2 separate regions of the Homo sapiens genome follow, and region 2 is linked to region 1. A link is a loop called in an ENCODE intact Hi-C map of the cell type or tissue named here. Cell type or tissue: heart left ventricle. All regions are shown on one strand. Links, peaks and the distances in the headings refer to the core of each region. The heading gives the core; the rest is flanking DNA.

Region 1 (2,938 bases), core at 275-2,774:
GTGAAGCTATATTTCTAACATGTGTGTTAACATCTCTAAAGGCAACACATGTATGCAACTCTTGTAGGTGCAACTATGTCACATGGAGTATTTTCATCTTCATAGCTATAAGTACACTATACTTGTTTTGTTTTGGTTTTTTTGTAATAAAAATCCAGGAACAGAGATACATTTTTTTGTAAGTGGAATTACGATAAACTGAAAAATATTTATATACTCTGCTTTTAGAAGTGGTTGAATTACCACTTCAACAAGCATAATATTGTAAGTTAATATATTTGAAGTGTGACTAGTGGTATGTTGATAGGTATACATCATCCACAAAATGTTAGAAGTATGTATATGGAAAAAAACACAGCTTATCTTGATGTAAATTTGTCTGTGTATCAGAAGTAAAATTAAATTCCACTTTTAAAAATCTGCTTGTGTACCTGACTCATTAAGAGATTAAGTATTCACTCTAATTGAATTAAAAAATACTTGAAAATGAAAATTCTCTCTCTTACAGCCCCTTATCCACCTCAAAATATTTCCGTTCGTATCGTAAACTTGAACAAAAACAACTGGGAAGAACAGAGTGGCAATTTCCCAGAAGAATCCTTCATGAGATCACAAGATACAATAGGAAAAGAAAAACTCTTCCATTTTACAGAAGAAACCCCTGAAATTCCCTCGGGCAACATTTCTTCCGGTTGGCCTGATTTTAATAGCAGTGACTATGAAACTACGTCTCAGCCATATTGGTGGGACAGTGCATCTGCAGCTCCTGAAAGTGAAGATGAATTTGTCAGCGTACTTCCCATGGAATACGAAAATAACAGTACACTCAGTGAGACAGAGAAGTCAACATCAGGCTCTTTCTCCTTTTTCCCTGTGCAAATGATATTGACCTGGTTACCACCCAAACCACCCACTGCTTTTGATGGGTTCCATATCCATATTGAACGAGAAGGTAAAGCAGTAGGAAATCAGAGGAAATAAGAACTGATACAAAGGAAGGGGAATTGAAATGTTTTTAAATTTGAGTTTAGAAAGACTGATCATAGACAGTTATTAGTCAAAGAATAATGGTAATGAAAGGGGAGAATTTAATTGAGTATCCAATGCAGACTGAGAGCAGAAAACCCAAATGAATAGACTGGATAAGAATCAGAAGGTTTGGGTGATTCACAAGTTGTAAGTACTGCCAACTGTATACATTTGACTGCCCACTATTTCTCATGTCTCAGAACAATGAGGAAAACATCATATTTGGAAATATTTTGAATTAAAGATCTAACTATCCCAGAATGTTACAACATAACCTAGAGAAATTTTCTGTTTTCTCATATGCAAATTTTTAAACATGGCAGCAAAGTAATACTTATGAAAACATTACTACTTCCTCAAGAATATGAGGCATGTGTCCTGCTAACCAGCCGCTCTTGTTCCCTTTAGGGTGCGCCCCTCTAGAAAAAGCACCACAGTTTTCCAAAGAGAAGCTGATAGTAAAATGGAAAATACACAGCTGCTGACATTTCCATATAGCTACTATATTATATTTTGCATTGACTAACTCAGCATCTGAGGTTCATTCTTTATATTTTAGCCACTAACTTAGGAAAGTAGAGCCATGACTTTCAACAAGTTTGGGTCATGATACCTATCTCAATTGTTGTTTGGTAGATTTTTATGGTTATTTGTTGTTTGTTTAGTTTTTACAGTAATATACTTCATTTTCCATTTTCTGATCTAGTAGTTTGAGTGGCAGAGGTTATAATTTGTAAAAATTTGAAGTTACAGTGATAGCCTTATTTTTAGGGTGAGAGTTTAAGGCCCATGTAGTCTCATATACTGACATATTGTTTACTCCTATTTTACTTAATAGCATGAGATACAAAATCTGTGGATTCTTCTATACAAGATGATACAGCATTCAACCATACCCAAATATTACATAAAATGAAAATTCTTAATTATTTGAGTCAAAAGTCATTTTCCTGGAATTTCCTATTTTTTTTAAAGTTTCCTTAATCTATCATTTATTTTTCTGTTCCTAAATATGTTCCTACGGCAAATAGGATCTTGTCATTACAAAAATTTTTTACTGCCTCTTCTCATGAAGGTTCTATTATGCATTTATCTGACTCAGTGTCTTCTTTTGAAGGCTGTTGTAGTCACCAACTGATGATAATGACTTCAAATGAAGTAATAAGCAGCAGAGGATGGATGGACTGTGAAGCAATGTGAAATAATTCTTTCTTTAAGAAGATCTGAAAGCAAATGGATAAAGGAAAAATATTACCATGATTATTATTTTTTTAATTTTACTTTAAGTTCAGGGGTACATCAGAAAATATACCTTAAAAATTAGATGTATTTTAAATAAATGTTAAAGCACTTCTGGATGGTTAATACTACCACAAAGAACTTACAAGATATTTGATCCTGGTTATTTTTTAGCCCTTACCTCGTGATGAGAAAGCCAACAATTGTTAACTTTTCCTGATTATCTACTTCTATTTTGTACACATAATTTTGTTGGGTAGGAGTACATAAAGATACACAGTGTAGACCCATCCCTAGTTTTATTGATTTGAATGCCGTATTTGAGTTTTGTTATTTGGAAGACTGTAAAAATACTGAACTCTTATTTATTATTCTTTAATGGTACCTTTAGTTTAGAGGTGTAATTGAACTTGACAAAAGGAGGGAACATTTAAAACACCTAATTTTTTTTCATTAATCGACTTGTCTATACCCAGGGCCTTTCCAGGTGTCTATTCATGTATCTTCTCTTTTTTATATATGATTTAGAGAACTTTACTGAATATTTGATGGTGGATGAAGAAGCACATGAATTTGTTGCAGAACTGAAGGAACCTGGGAAATATAAGTTATCTGTGACAACCTTTAGTTCCTCAGGATCTTGTGAAACTCGAAAAAGTCAGTCAGCAAA
Region 2 (2,938 bases), core at 346-2,845, 220 kb before region 1:
TTCTTCCAAATCTGAAGAAATATATAATATAAATGCACGGATCCAATAATCTCAATAAATACTAAGTATATGTTGAGAGATATGAAGAAAATCACACCAAAATACATCATGTGCAAACTGCTCAAAACCAATGATAAATAGAAAATTCTAAAAGCAGCCTGAGAAGTGAGACATGTTAGGTACAAAACAACAAGAATCAGCATAATGGTAGATTTCTCATTAGAAACAATTAAGTGAGAAATAAATGGAGTGAAATCTTTAAAGTACTGAAAGAAAAATACTACCAGCCAAATTTTATACCCAGATAAAATATATTTGAAAATGAAGACAAAATAAAGACTTTTTAACACATAAAAATTTAAAGAATTTATCTACAACTACTTAAACTTTAATAAATATTCAAGAAAGTCCTTTAGGAAGAATTAAAATTACAGCAGATGGAAATGTGGGTCTACACAAAGATACGAAGAGCACTGGAAATGGTACCTATGCAGGGAAATCTATAAGATTGTTTCCTTATTATTTACATGTCCTTAAAGAGTAATAGACTATTTAAACAAAAATAATTACAATGTACTGGTAATAAAATATGTACAAATAAAATATGTAACACAAGGATGGGAAAAGAAAAATGAAAGTATACTGCTACTATAAGTTTCTTATACTATACATGAAGTAGTATGATGTTATCAGAAAAAAGGACTGTGATAAGATAAAGATGTATACTATAAACCTTAAACCAACCAGTAAAGTAATACAAAAAGAATTATAGCTAATAAGTCAAAAAGTAGATAAACTCAAATTATAGAAATTTATGATTTATCCAAAGGAAGATAAGAAAGGGATAAAATGGAAACAAAGAACAGATAAACCAAAGATAAAATAAGATCATACATTTAAACCCAACCATATTAATAATCTTATTAAATTGGATTTATGTAAATACCCATTAAAATGTGAAGATTGACAGGTTTGATAAAAAAAAAAGCAAAACCTATCTGTATGTTTTCTGTGAGAAACACTTCAAAAATAAAGACAGAGTAGGTTAAAAGTAAAAGGATAGGAAAAGATATACCATGCGTACACTAATCCAAAGAGATGGGCATGGCTATGCTAGTATCAGGCAGAATATGTTTCAGAGCAAATATTAACATGGATAGAGTCATTTCACAATTGTAAAAAGCTCAATCTACCCAGAGAACATAACAATCCTAAGTTTTTGTATCCCTAATAACAGAGCTTTGTATACATGAAAAAAGATTGATAAAATTGTTAGGAGAAATAGACATATCTATAATTATTGTTTGAGACGTCAACACCACTTTCTCAATAGCTACTAGAACTATAGACAACATAAGTATATAGAAGACTTGAATAACACTACCAACCAACTTGACCTATTTGACGTCTATATGATATTCCACCTAACAGCAACAGAATACACTTTATTTTCAAGTGCACAAGGAATATTTACTACAATAGACCATATTTTGGGCCTAACCTTTGATAAAGTTAAAAAGATTTAGGTCAGAAAAAATACTTTCTCTGGGCACAATGACTTAAATAAAAAAACTAATAACAGAACAGGAAGATCTCTGGAAAAGTACTCAAATGTTTGTAAATAAGCCCATGGATCAAGAAAAAAATCAAAGGCAGAAATTATAAAGTATTTTGAGCTAAACATAAATGAAAACACAATATACCAACATTCATGAGATGCACCTAAATCAGTGATTCTCGGCTTGGGTAATTTTGCCCACTTGCTTTCAGGGGACATTTAGTAATGTCTATAGACATTTTGATTGTCATAATGGTGGGGAAGAGGAGAGATGCTACTGGCATCTAGTAGGAAGGAATCAGAGATTCTGCTAAACCTCCTACAATGCACAGGATAGCTCCCCATAATAAAGCAGTATCTAGCCCCAAAATGTCAATAGTACCTCTATCGAGAAATCTTGATCTCAACCAATAACAAGGGAAAACTTTATAGCACTAAACACCTATATTTAAAAAGAACAAAAACCAAATAAATGAACTCAGCTCCTGCTTTAAGAAACTAAAAGATCAAATTAAACCCAAAGCAAAAGAAAAGAAATAATAAAGGCTTGAGCAGAAATCAATTTTTTAAATGGAAAAACAATAGGTAAAATCAATAAAACCTAAAGTTGGTTTATTCTGAAGATCAACAATATTTATAAACATCTAGCCAAACCGATCAGGAAAAAGAAGAAGACACAAATTATCATATCAGAAATAAAAGAGAAATTAAAATAATAATAAGTTCATTCAAGGAAAAATAGATACCTTGCATAGACCTATACCTATAAAAGAGATTAGAATTTTAATTACAAGGCTTCCAAATAAGAAAATTATAGGCCTGGATGGCTTCACTGGTAGATTCATGCAAACATTTAAGAAAGATATAATACCAATTCTATACAAACTCCTTCAGAATATAAATGGAACTTCATCGCAAATTGTGCTATAACAAAGTTACTCTGATACCATAACCACACAATGACATTACAAGAAAATAAACTATATTACAATATCCTTCAGGAGCATAGGTGCAAAAAAATCCAAAAATTATTTTTTAAATTCTTAACAGTGTTTATGTATTGGAAGAGTCAATATTGTCAAGATTTCAATCCTTTCCCAAGTTAATTTACAGATTCAAGGCAGTCTCAATCAAACTGCAGCAGGCTTTTATAGAAATTAACAAGCTGATTCTCAAGTTCATAGGAAAATGGGGGAGACTTAGAACAGCAAAGCAACCTTTAAAAAGAACAAAGTTGGAGGACTAGTACTACCAGTTTTCAAAACTTGTAAAGCTGCAGTAATCAAGATAGCATATTATTAACCTCAAAATTGACAAATAGATTTGTGGGACCTGTACAAAGTTCAGAAATAAACTCATGCATATAAGGACAACTTATTT

Evidence for each region. Peaks named below come from ENCODE experiments on the same cell type or tissue, not always from the same donor. Only the 100,000 strongest peaks of a DNase experiment are listed, where the experiment ranks them.
Region 2: it touches region 1 in a loop (4-fold over the local background); 8 of 110 quality-filtered maps call a loop at or near these places.

The regions. Positions count from the first base shown.
Region 1 is chr12:15,501,112-15,504,049 of GRCh38, forward strand. It overlaps PTPRO (protein tyrosine phosphatase receptor type O), which reads left to right. Exons shown (of 27, transcript NM_030667.3): 5 at 509-952; 6 at 2,797-2,938. Among named protein-coding and RNA genes, the nearest start is that of PTPRO, 180 kb to the left of the region's middle. In heart left ventricle, for the core only: no CTCF peak of the experiment used is centred there; no DNase peak of the experiment used is centred there; H3K27me3 peaks cover 76 bases.
Region 2 is chr12:15,285,758-15,288,695 of GRCh38, forward strand. The region is part of intron 2 of LOC105369673 (a long non-coding RNA gene); the gene reads right to left. Among named protein-coding and RNA genes, the nearest start is that of PTPRO, 35 kb to the right of the region's middle. In heart left ventricle, for the core only: no CTCF peak of the experiment used is centred there; no DNase peak of the experiment used is centred there.